2 separate regions of the Homo sapiens genome follow, and region 1 is linked to region 2. The links are chromatin contacts, found by Hi-C or POLR2A ChIA-PET in ENCODE. All regions are on one chromosome and are shown on one strand. The core of a region is the stretch at or near the end of the contact, and the rest is flanking DNA. Distances in the headings are between cores, read along the strand shown.

Region 1 (6,150 bases), core at 3,478-5,977, 130 kb before region 2:
TGTACTAATTATTAAGTATTTCATAAGGTCTTTTAGGGCTTATAAGATCTTTTAGGAATGGCCTGGAAGTTATTAGTACTGTTTCATTGAATCTGAATACCTTTAACATGATAATGAGAAGTTTTTAAAGGGTGGTTTTATAGTTAAACGGAATTTCTCAAATTGGCTTGCTCCTTATGTTGATTTATTTAGGATCACATTTGGGAGTTTCTCTGCCCTACTTTCAATGTATTTAATTTACTGACCATCACTATTTGGGGGGAAAATGTTATATGATATTTAGAAACCAAGAGTTTTGGAGTTTTTCCCCCATTAGATGTATTTATTTATTTATTTATTATTTTTTAAAGACAGGGTCTTGCTCTGTCACCCAGGCTGGAGCACAGTGGCATGATCCTAGCTCACTGTATTCTTGAACTCCTGGGCTCAGACTGTCCTCCCACCTCAGCCCAAGTGGCTAAGTATCAAGTAAGAATCACCTGGCAAATTCCAAGGCTGTATACCAGATTTCCTAAATTAGAATTTTGGGGTTGGGTATCTGAATTTTAGTAAAGCCCTCCAAATGTTTCTGGTATTGCTTCTAAGAACAATTGATAACATAATAGCTGTGGCCATTATAGGGGTATTCTGTCATATTTAGATATAAGCATACCTTGTTTTATTGTACTTCCCAAATATTGCGTGTTTATTTTGTTTTGTTTCACTTACAAATTGAAGGTTTGTGGCAACCCTATATTAAGCGAGTCTGTCAGTGCCATTTTTCCAACAGCTTGTGCTCATTTTGTGTCTCTGTGTCACATTTTGGTAATTCTCTCAATATATCAAACTTTTTCATCATTTTTGTATCTGTTACGACCAGTGATCAGTGATCTTTGATTTTTTCTTTTTTTTTTTTTTTTTGAGACGGACTTTTGCTCTGTCACCCAGGCTGGAGTGCAGTGGTTCAATCTTGGCTCACAGCAACCTCTGCCTCCCAGGTTCAAGCAATCCTCCTGCCTCAGCCTCCCCAGTAGCCGGGCCTACAGGCGTGTGCCACCACGCCTGGCTAATTTTTGTATTTTTAGTAGAGATGGGGATTCCCCATGTTGGCCAGGCTGGTCTCGAACTCCTGACCTCAGGTGATCCGCTCACCTTGGCCTCCCAAAGTGCTGGGATTACCGTGCCAGCCTGATGTTACTATTTTAATTGTTTTCAGGCACCATAAACCTCACCTGTATAAGGCACCGTACTTAATTGATAAATATTGCGCATGATCTGACTGCTCTTCCAACTGGCCATTCCCTGTCTGTCTCCCTCTTCCTGGGACTCTCAAATCCCTGAGAGACAATAATATTAAAATTAAGCTAATTAATAACCCTACAGTGGCCTCTAAGTGTTGAAGTGAAAGAGTTGCATGTCTCTCACTTTAAATAAAAAGCTAGAAGTGGCTAAACTTAGTGAGGAAGGCACATCAAAAGCCAAGACAGGCCAAAAGCAAGGACTCTTGTACTAAACAGCTAAATTGTGAATGCAAAGGAAAAGCTCTTGAAGGAAATAACTAGTGCTACTCCAGCAAACATGTGAATGATCAGAAAGTGAAACAGCCTTCTTGCTGATACGAAGAAAGTTTTAGTGGTCTGGACAGAAGATCAAACCATTCACAACATTCCTTTAAGCCAAAGCTTAACTCTCTTCAATTCTATGAAGGCTGTGAGAGGTGAGAAAGCTGCAGAAGAAAAATTGGAAGCTAGCAGAGGTCGGTTGATGAGGTTTAGGGAAAGAAGCCAGCGCTGTAACATAAAAGTGTAAGGTGAAGCAGCAAGTGCTGATACAGAAACTGCAGCAAGTTATGTAGAAGATCTAGCTAAGATTACTAAATAATAGATTTTCCATGTAGATGAAAAAGCCTTTTGTTGGAAGAAGATGCCATCTAGGACTTTCATAGCTAGAAAGGAGTCAATGTCTGGCTTCAGAGGACAGGCTGACATTCTTGTTAGGGGCTAATGTAGTTGGTGACTTTAAGTTGAAGCCAGGTCTCATTTACCACTCCAAAAATCCGAAGACCCTTAAGACTTATGCTTAATCTACTCTGCTTGTACTCTAGAAATGAAACAACAAAGCCTGGATGACAGCACATCTGTTTATAGTATGCTTCACTGAATATTTTAAGGCCACTGTAAAGACCTGTTCAACTGCTCAGAAAAAAATGATTACTTTCAAAATATTGCTGTTCATTGACAGTGCACCTGGGCTCACCCAAGAGCTCTAATGGAATTGTACAACAAGATGGATGTTGTTCTCATGCCTGCCAACACATCATCCATTTGTAGCCCATGAATCAGGGAGTGATTTCAAGTTTCAAATCAGTACATTTTGTAAGGCTATAGCTGCTATAGACAGTGATTGCTCTGGTGGACCTGGGCAAAGTAAATCAAAAACCTTCTGAAAAGGATTGGCCATTCTAGATGCTATTAAGAATTTGTGATTCGCAGGAGGAGGTCAAAGGATCAACATTAGTAGCAGTTTGAAAGAAGTTGATTCCAACAGTTATAGATGAATTTGAGGGGTTCAACACTTCAGTTTAGGAAGTCACTGCAGATGTGGTAGAAACAGCAAGAGAACTAGAATTAGAAGTGGAGCCCGAAAATGTGACGGAATTGCTGCAATCTCATGAGAAAACGTGAATGGATGAGGAGTTGCTTCTTATGGACAAATGAGCAAATAAATTTTTTTCTTGAGATGGAATCTACTCCTGGTGAAGATTCTGTGAACCTTGTTGAAATAACAACAAAGGATTTAGAGTATTACATAAACTTAATTGGTAAAGCAGCAGCATGGTTTGAGTGGATTCATTCCAGTTTTGAAAGAGTTTCTACTGTGGGTAAAATGCTATCAAACAGCATCTCGTGCTACAAAGAAATCTTTTATGAAAAGAAAAGTGAAACTTCATTGTTGTCTACTTTAAGAAATTGCCACAGCCACCCCACCTTCAGCAACCACCTCTCTGATCAGTCAGCAGGCATCAACACTGAAGCAAGACCCTCCACAAGGAAAAAGATTACAACTCACTGAAAGTTCAAATGATTGTTAGCATTTTTAAGCAATATTTTAAGATTAAGGTAAATACATTTTTAAAGACACAATGCTATTGCACACTTAATAGACTACAGTATAGTATAAATATAACTTTTATATGTAGTGGGAAACCAAAAAATTCGTCTGACTTGCTTTGTTGCAATATTCACTTTATTGTGGTCTAGAACCGAACCTGAAATATCTCAGAGGTATGCCTGTATTAATATTATTTTGCAAGTAAAAAACCCAGCATATAAAAAAAACGTAGAATATGTTGAGAGTTCAGTAATATGGATGAAAATGTTTTTCTCTAACTGAAGAACATGATAAATTATAATTAGGGAAGGATATAAACCAAGAAAATATGTCTGAGATAGCCAATTCTTGCAGTTCATAATATGAAAACTCATTATACCAATCTCAGTAAGAATACTTTTAATAGCTGTTATTTCTTTGGGATATAGAATTTATAAAGTACACAGTAATCTTCTTATGATCAATCCTAGGATCACTTTACAACCACTTACCCCATATTACAATGTAGTACCAAGACAAGCAGACCAAATTATAGAAGGACAAAGTTTTTGCTAAGCATATTTTGTCATCAGCATACCGCATTGTGTGTGCATGCATGTGTGTGTTTGTGCATGTGTGTGATTGTATAAAATATTAGAAAGCCACCCCAGAAAAGTTAAATGACTAGGAATGTTGTGAAGGGATTAAGCTACCCCTAAAATTATATAACAAAACTCTCTTCATCTATTATTAGGTCATCTTTAGAACATCTTCTCTTAAATTTGTTATAGGTCTCTCTCATCTGTTTGGATTAAAATTGGTCTGAAAGCCTAAAATGGCTTTTTACCTATATAATTATTTCCCAACTAGCTTGTAGTATAGGTGCAAAGCTATCACACTTGCTAGGTTAGTGAAGTATGTAAAAACTACCATCTTTCAATTAGGAACCATCGGATAGCTTCTACAGGATTGCTGGGGAGAACCTTTATAAAGAAAGTTATATCTTTATAAATTTTTTGTCATTTTACTTAGCTGAGAATATAAAATAAGTTAGCTAATAATAGAGTAGAAATGTTTTCTGTAACAGATTAATATTGATCAAATGTGTTATTAAATGCTAAAACACCATTTTTTTTCTCTGTAAGCCATGTGTTTCATGCCACAACACAAAAGGGACAATTGTCTGTGTTTTATGACAGTTCTGTTCTGTCAGATGCTGTTTGTTCATTTTGGTGAATAAATGAAGAGAGCCCTGGACACATCTTTTTTTCCTCAACAAAAGAGGAAAATTATTCTTGTCTGTATGTCTATAATCCTGACTCTTTGAATGGCTTTAATTTTTTTAAAGTCAGCATTTTTTTATAAAGATAGGTGTTTGGAATGTGGGCGATATGGCTGGACAGTTAGATTGGGACCAAATAATGGAAGGCTTTGAACATCATGCTAAGAGGTTTGGGTTTTACTCTGAAGGCAGTAGAGAACCATTATGTTTTTAAGCCAGGATTGACTTGTTCTAAGCTGTACCTTAGAAATATTACTCTGGCAGTTGTACATAGGATGAGCTGTATGTTGCTTTGTTTTGTTTGGGGAGACAGTTCTCGAAGAGAGACTACATACGAAGGCAGTTATATGAGTCATTACTAAAGGTCTGGCAAGAAGTAGTAAAAGCATTAACTGGAGTGGTAGCAGTAGGGAAGGAAATAAAAGGATAGATGTGGGAGTCATTTGGAAAGTATGAGGCAATTCATTGACCTTACAGAATCACTGGTTTTCTGCTTCCACTCCATTCACATTGACCTTTCCAAGGTTATCAGTGACCTGCTTGTCCTTAAATTCAGTGGGCACTTTCCAGTAACCTACTGTTGGCACCAGCCCTGTGCTAGACACCAGGATCCTGTTTGTAAAGGCATCTGCCAGTGGTTTCTGTGACACAATTCTGTTTCTAGTTTTCCTCCTTCTACTTCTCTAGCCTCTTGGCAAGTTCTTCTTTCAGAGTTTCTCAGAGCTTTGTGCTAGGCCCTCTTCTCATTTTCTCCTTCTCTAAGTGATCCCATCCTTTTCTGTTGCTTCAGTTACCATTTGTCCTTATGCAAAGGACAGCCATATCTACTGTATCTCCAGCTCAGATGTATCTCTTTGCCTCCTGACCCATATTTCCAACTATCTAACTGGGTATCTTTTCTTGGATGAGTTATAGGTCTCTCAAACACAACATGTCCAGAATAATTCATTGACTTATTCTAAGGCCTGCTTCCTCTTTCTCCTGTAGTCCCTATCTCAGGAAATATATGGTGCTATCAACCCCAAAGCAGAAATCTGGACATAATCCCTAACTACCCTTTTCCCCTCTCTGTGCACATAATTTCAGTCATTAGGCCTCATAGATTGGACTAAATAAATACCTCGCAAACCCTTCTACTTATATTCTTAACTGCTCCTACCTTAAGCCAGGCTACCATAATTTTGTAGCTGGATGACTGCATCATCATCTTGACTGGCTCCCTTGTCATCTTCAATCTATATTCTATACTGCAGCTAGAGCTTTCAAACATAAACATGTGATCAGATTAGTCCCCTCTTTAGAACACCCTAGGGTTCTCACTGTCCTGAGTACAGTCTAAGGGTTTACCATGGCTTACAGGGTCTTTTATGATTTGGTGAGCTTTTTATTGTATAACCTTTCTAAACTGCCTTTACTTCCCTCTTTCTTGGCTCTGTGTCTTTGCATAATGCTGTTCCCTATACTTCACCTCACGTCTAACCTTCATCTCCTTTTCACTTCTCCTCTTCCTCCAAAATCCAGCTGAATATCACATTGTCATGCAGGCCCATTCTTGATCTCCCACGTTTGGGTTAGATATCCCTCTTCAGTACCATCACCGCACCAGGTGTGTCCCCTATCCTAGCATTTGCCTCATTGTATTACAACTACTGTGTACTCGTCTCTACAGCTCCTGCTAGTCTAAAAGTTTTGGGAGAGCAAAGGTTCATGTTTGTGTTTTTCACTGTGGTATACCCCAGTGCCTAGTATATGATAAGCTCTCAAAATATTTGTTAGATGTATGAAGAAATGAGAAAGAG
Region 2 (6,697 bases), core at 4,126-6,625:
GACAGGTAGCAACAGAGTCAGTCACGCTGCATTTCTCAGTGGCAAAGAGAAATGGCCTCGACACTGGAATCAGCAGTTGTCATGGATACCATGTAAAGCTCAGCAGTTCTGCTGGGGCCCACGGTTAGAGGAACTCCACGTAATTCTCAGGGATGAGGCCAGTCTTTCCGTTCAGAGTCCCCTCCAACCAGCCAGGCTCCTGAGATGGGTGAACTGTACAGGAAGGGGAGAGAAAGCGAGAAGAGATGGCATTACAGATAGAGCAGGCGGCAGATGTGTGTGTGGGGTGTGTGTGTGTGTGTGTGTGTGTGTGTGTGTGTGTGTATGAAGGAAGCTTGGACAATGAGTACAATCACTTATTAAGTTACATCATTCTAGAAGTTTAAACCAAAGGTTCTGAACCTTTTGTGGAATATAAGCCTTCTGATGAAAGCTGTCCTGAACTTTCTTTACAATGAAAAAGGAAACAGACACAGACATACAAAATTTTGTGTACAATTTTAGGGGTTTCACGGATTTTCTGAAGCTCCTGGTTTAAACTACAAAGAAGTGACAGATTCCTACTCTTGTTAGAGGGCAACAGTTGTCCTGGTCCATCCATACATGTATCCATCCTTCCATCCTTCCTTCCTTCCTTCCTTCCTTCCATCCATCCACCCACCCACCTGCCCAGTATCAACTATGTACTCAGTGCAGTGCCCATGGAAGACTGCTAAGAACTACTCTTTAAAGATATCCAGCTTCTAGAGGCTGGGCCTGGTGGTTCACGCCTGTAATGCCAGTACCTTGGGAGGCTGAGGCAGGTGAATTGCTTTAGCCCAGGAGTTTAAGAACAGCCTGGGCAACATGGCAAAACCTTGTCTCTACAAAATATACAAAAACTACCTAGGTTTGATGGAGCGTGTCTGTAGTCCCAGCTACTTGGAGGAGGGGGAGTGCCGAAGCGGGAGGATCGCTTGGGCTCAGCAGGTCGAGGCTGCAGTGAGCCGTGATTGCACCACTGCACTCCAGCCTGGGCGACAGAGCAAGACCCTGTCTCAATCAATCAATCCAGCTTCTTGTCATCATCTTACTTTCCTTCAAATCCTTACCCCCTGCTTCTAATTTCCTTGCAAATTTTCTGGGGTTTTTTTTTTTTTTTTTTTTGGTTGCTGTCATTTTGAATAGCCTTTGAATAGCCATTTCTCTGTTTCACTCACACCCTTTCTTAGTTTTCTTTCCTGTTCTCTAGATTTCCCCCTCCTCTATATACCAGTTTGAAAATTCTTCTCTTCCTCCCTCTATTGCCCTTTGATTTTTCAGTATCCAAAGAATATATATCTACTTTTGTGACATCATGATCCATCTCCATGGAAACCATTGTGATATTATAAAGATTATCTAAAATCCAGCTGAGTCTGCACAGTAGTCAATAGCAGGAAGGAAGAGAGAAGGAATCATGGGACTAAGAGGTGGGGGATGTTCATGCTTGTCAACTGAAGATGTACAGATCACTCTGCAGTGAGGCAGGACATTTACTCTTAATGTGTTAGGAAAACTCCAATTTTCCAAGATTATTTGGAGAGAATAGATTTTCCCCTATTCCCTTCCTGGGCTAATTAAATGACTTCCTGAGCTTGTTTTAGAAAAGCATTTCCGCTCCGACACTGCTACAGAATTCTAGTTTCAGTTTGTAGGGAAAGACGCAAGAACAGAAACCAAAGGAGACAAATGGGAGGCAGCAAAAGAATCAGCCTTGAGGCTTCCAGAAGATCAGTGTCAGTCAACTTTGGGTACACCTTGAGTGCCTCCTTAGGAAAAGACAAGGTTAAACATCTATTAGTTGGCCTCCAAAGTTGGCCAATTTCAGATCACTAAGCTTCAGGAATAAACAGCAAGGATACTTTGGGTTCATGACAACCCACACAAGAGACAGTCTGGGAGAGAAGTGCCTTGGAAGAAGACACAACTTAAAAGCAACCTGGCCTCTCCAATGACCAAAGCTCTCCCATGCCACTCTTAAAGAACACCCATATACCCCTGCCCTCTGCCCATCCATCCAACCAAAGCTTCCAAGATCACTTCAGTTTCTGCACTTCATACTGGTGACAACAAGACCCTCTTCCCTTTACTGGGTTCTTGCAAATATGAAAGGAGCTGGTGTGGATAAAGCACTCGGCACAGAGCCAGGCACAGAGCAAATGCTCAGTACAGGCTAGTCAGTAGGAGACCCTGGATCGGGACTGCTCAGCAAGACCCCCTCCTAGTAGCGACCTAGTAAAACCAGATGGCCCTTACCACCCACCTAAGCTTCAGGAAAAATCAAATGTTTAGAATAAAATTAACAAATCAAACCCATTCTCCAAAATAAAAACGTAGAAAGAATAAAGCAGCCAGACTGACAAAACAAAAAAACAAAAACCAGGCCCTCCCGCTTTATAGCCAAGCTCCAAGTTGAGTTATTACTCTACTGGATGCACTGAGTCCATCTCCTTCAGACCTTTCTCCTTTTCCTGGCTAGCTGTTCACCCACAGCACAGGTACTGGGGTGAAAACATTTACAATGCAATTTGAGGGCTAAGGGAAGAATTAGAGGGGACAAGAGAGGCCCTCCAAACTGGAGGCCAAAAGGTAGGTCACAGGAGATGGCAGGAGATAACACAGCCTTTGGGTTGGACTGCTGACTCACTGAGGCTTCAAGCCAGGATTTATACGAAAGCATGTGCCAGACCATGTGCTTCGGAACCCTCAGGATGCTTATTCAAACTGCACATTCCTGGGCCCCATGGCAAATCAATTAAAGCAGAATCTCTGGGAATGGGACACAGGAACCTGTATTTTCACTAGCTCACAGGAAGTTAGGAGCTATAACTTTTCTGTGCCCAAATGCCTCTGAGATAAAATGCAAATTGTCATTTACTAATAGAGGAGGGAGGCAGCACCAGTGCCCCCTTTCTTTCTGCTGTCTTCTGTTTCCATGTAAAGGCTTAGCTGAAGCCCCACTTCCTTTGTAAATACTACCATGGAATCCCTTCTACCTGCTCCCTCCTCCTCCAGACACCTAAAATGCTCATAGTACATTCCACATAGTATTCATGGGTCCTATTTATATGCTGTTCAAACGTGCTAAGCTTTGCTTCTCTATCTAGTTTTTCAGTGCGTTTTGGTTTGGATTATAGCACTTCCTGGCTCCACAACCTTCAGTAACTCCCTTCTGCCTCGTGAATTATAATGATACAAGCTAACACTTAGATATGTTATGAAGCTGCTGTGTGCTTGGAGTTTTAGACATGTTGATTCATTTGATCCTCAGGATCCCAGCTTGTATTATTATTATCTGTATTTTGCAGATGAGAAAATTAAGGCTCAGAGAGGTAAAATAATTTGTGCATGGTCATAATACTGGAACCAAAATTTGAACCCAGCTTGTTTGACTCCAGAGACCAACTCCCTTCCCACTGTATCAGGCCTCTATTTAACCAGAGGGTGTGACCCATGCTGATAAGGATGATAACATGTTGAGCACATGCCAGGTGGCAGACCCTTTGCGAATACGCACTTCACACCTGAGTTTCCTCCTTTCATCTTCAGAATGACTATGGAGTTGGTTCTGCTATTATCCTCACTTTACTGATGAAAAACTGTGGCTGTGAAAAGTTAAGCATCTTGGCCAAAATTAAATATTAATAGCTGGTAGACAATGAAAATGAATCAGAGACCAAGACATCTGATCCCAGAGTCTGTCACCTTAACTACTACTGCTGTTGCCTAGCCCAATGCTCTGAACATCAAAGATGCTAAGTGCTTGTTGGGCTGAATGGCGCCAATGTGCAACACTGAACTGCACCAGTGTCCAACATGCTATACAAACACAAAAGGTGTTGCCACAAGCTGCCTGAGTGGCTCTTCAGCTCAACAGCATATACTAAATATAAGCTGCTGGGGACATGGGTGAGCTTCCTGCCAACCACTTTCTCTCGGCTCTACCCATGTACACCATACATCCCTGTGTACACAACTCATGTCTTCTGCCCTCCTTCACTCACCATGGACAGGGAGCAAGTGTGTGACTAAGGTCTCTAATGGCTGACTGTCCCCAAAAGAAGTCTTAACTAAAAGAGGTGCAGACCCCTGGGTAATTAAAGTACATTCACTCATTTAACAAATGTTTACTGAGCACCTACCACGTGCTAGACACCATGCTAGGTCCTTGCACATAGCACAGAACAAGCAGACCAGATTTTGCTCGGCAGGACAATCAAGCAATAAGCAAGCATATAATTTTAGGTAGTGGTAAAAGGAGAGAGAAAGACTAGAGCAGTGGGTAGTGCAAGTACAACGGCCCTGTGACGGGAAAAAGCTGGGCATGATTTTAGAACAGTGGTGTGCATCTATTTCTTAAAGGGCCTCATAGTGAGAGTGTCTCTCTCCTTAACTCTGCCACTGTAGTGCCACAGATAACACGCAGACACAAAGGCATGAGTGTCTGTGTTCCAGTAAAGCTTTATTTACAAAAACAGGTGGCGGGTTGGATTTGACTGGCAGGTCATAGTTTGCTGACCTTACTTGAGAACATAAAGAAGGCCTGCAAAGCTGCAGTATGTCAAGTGAGGGTGAGAGGAGGTCAGAGGGGTAGGAACTAGGCCCTAGGGGCCTTGTAAGTCATTCTCAGAGCAGTGGGAGGCCACTGATAGATTTTAAGCAGGAAATAACATGATGTGATTTTCATTTTCAAAGATGACTCTTGCTGCTATGTGAAGAAGGGGTTCTGGGAGCAAGAGTGGAAGCCAGTGACAAGATGTGTCAGGCGGCCAGTGGAAGCGCCCAGGTGAGAGGTGAAGGTGGCCTGGGCTTGGGCGTGGCAGCGAAGATGGCTGGAGAAACTGAAGGAGATCCCTGAGTGCCCTCCTGTTAACCCATTTCCTAGGCAGCTTGGGGGCTCCCCCATGAGGATGTTCTCCAGCAGCAAAGGAAATTTGGGACAGGCCTGCTGTGTAGTGGTGCTGTGTTAGGTACCATGGGAATGAATGGATCCAGCTCCTCTCAAATCTTATTAAAAGTATCCCTAGAACCCAATTTTAGTGACTGCCATGTGCATTTTCCAGGTATCACGAATCATGCTGCTTCAAGATGACTAACGTTCCTGAGAATATGAGCTATTTCTCTTTCCAGTTACTGTCTGAGGTGCTCTTGTTGAAATGGACAGTTTCCCAGTAGATTGGCCAGGGATGACACTGGAATTATTTCTAGGTATTGCACGTATTGCACATCCATTTCCCACTGCACAAAGCCCATGAGCTGACAGCAGCAGCCACTCCAGAGTCACAGTAGGGGCCCCTGGAATCCAAAGGCTTCAAGATTAATCATTACGAAACAACAGACTTTCCCCTCCACGGGCCCCTCCCTTTTCCTCTTCCTTATTCATTCTTCTTAATCCTGAAACACACAAAAAGACACACATACACACACACACGTGCACTTTCTGATTGGTTTGATCATTTAATCTGACAACTACACAGCATACAAATTAAACAGCCTTTACCTCATATCCCCAGCAGTAAACTAACAAGAAATGGAACAAGGAAAAAGACCCCCCACCCCACCCACCGCCTGACAGAATAATAGTGTTCTGTAATGCCTCATTTTCTCCTGTAGAGGTGAAGGAGTGGGGAGGAAGAGGGTCTGTGTAAGCATTTTCCTCTGGAAAAAAGACCTAATAACATATTTTGAGCTAACCCAATTGAGAAAGTGTACTAACGTTTTGTCAGGTCCATTTTCTACTGCAACTCAGTCAACACTGAGAGGTGTTTTCTTTCAGGTTCAATTTGGCCTTTTGCTCCTCAGGGAATTTGAAAGGTCACTGGCAAGGCTGGTTAAAAGCAGACCAGTGTCAGCGAACTCTGCCATGACTCCTAGAGACCACAGGAAGGCTTGGGTAAGGTCTCTCACTCACTCAACCAAACTTTCCTCCTGCTCTCAACAATACCTATAGGATTTATGATGACGACCATGTTGTATGTGGGAGCAGTTACAGAATTGTTAGGTGACAGGTGGCAGGTTGGATTTGACGGGCAGGTCATAGTTTGCCGACCTTGCTTGAGAACATGAAGAAGGCATGAGGCTGTAGTATGTCAAGTGAGGGCGTGAGGTCAGAGGGGCAGGAACTGGGCCCTGGAGGGCCTTGTAAGTAATTCTCAGAGCAATGGGAGGCCACTGAAGGGCTTTAATGCCATTTCCGTTTTTCAAAGATCACTCTCGCTGCTCTGTAAAGAGGGGGTTATGGCAGCAAGAGCAGATGTGAGAAGATGTGTCAGGCGGCCAGTGGAAGTGCCCAGGTGAGAGGTGGAGGTGCCCGGAGCTTCGGTGTGGCAGTGAAGATGGCTGTGGAAGCTGAAGGACACTCTGCTGGGGAAAAAAAGGACTTGGCAGTTAACAATCATCCAGGCTTCTCTTCCTTTTTCCCCCTTTATGCTTAACTATTTAAGCTACTGCAGAAAGACTTAAAAATGAAAGAAGGTAGGAACATAAAATGGTAAAATGGTGCAACTTCTTTGTGAAACAGTTCGGCATTTCCTCAAACACTTAAACACGGAATTAATATGACCCTGCAATCCCACTCCTAGGTATATCCCCAAGAGAACTGGAAACCTACGCCCTCACAAAAACCTACACACATGTTCACAGCAGCATTATTCAAGCAGCCAAAAAGAGGAAACAA

The links. A loop is a pair of places that touch in the nucleus more often than their neighbours do. ChIA-PET counts read pairs that join two places held with the same protein, here RNA polymerase II (POLR2A). Pooled maps may share reads with other maps.
Region 1: a pooled map shows a loop between it and region 2 (3-fold over the local background). The contact joins two enhancer-like sites. A Hi-C loop is called at or near these places in 1 of 168 maps with a recorded cell type or tissue (naive thymus-derived CD4-positive, alpha-beta T cell), 21 of 37 single-sample maps with no recorded cell type and 10 of 50 pooled maps. POLR2A ChIA-PET finds 5 or more read pairs at or near these places in 7 of 52 experiments (GM10248, GM12878, MCF 10A and 3 more).

What each region holds. Positions count from the first base shown.
Region 1 is chr5:143,349,673-143,355,822 of GRCh38, reverse strand. All of the region lies in intron 2 of NR3C1 (nuclear receptor subfamily 3 group C member 1), which reads left to right. Among named protein-coding and RNA genes, the nearest start is that of NR3C1, 51 kb to the left of the region's middle. RefSeq lists enhancers at 1,646-1,725, 2,936-3,005, 4,778-4,837, 4,908-5,007. Within about 2 kb of position 4,727, at least 5 of the 41 ENCODE cell types and tissues checked have a DNase peak (open chromatin) inside an H3K27ac peak, as active enhancers do.
Region 2 is chr5:143,215,874-143,222,570 of GRCh38, reverse strand. ARHGAP26 (Rho GTPase activating protein 26) reads right to left here. Exons shown (of 23, transcript NM_001135608.3): 23 at 1-213. The coding sequence ends at 125. LOC124901099 (a long non-coding RNA gene) reads left to right here and starts at 1,148. Exons shown (of 2, transcript XR_007058981.1): 1 at 1,148-4,807. RefSeq lists an enhancer at 4,745-4,844 and a silencer at 5,385-5,484. Within about 2 kb of position 5,375, at least 2 of the 41 ENCODE cell types and tissues checked have a DNase peak (open chromatin) inside an H3K27ac peak, as active enhancers do.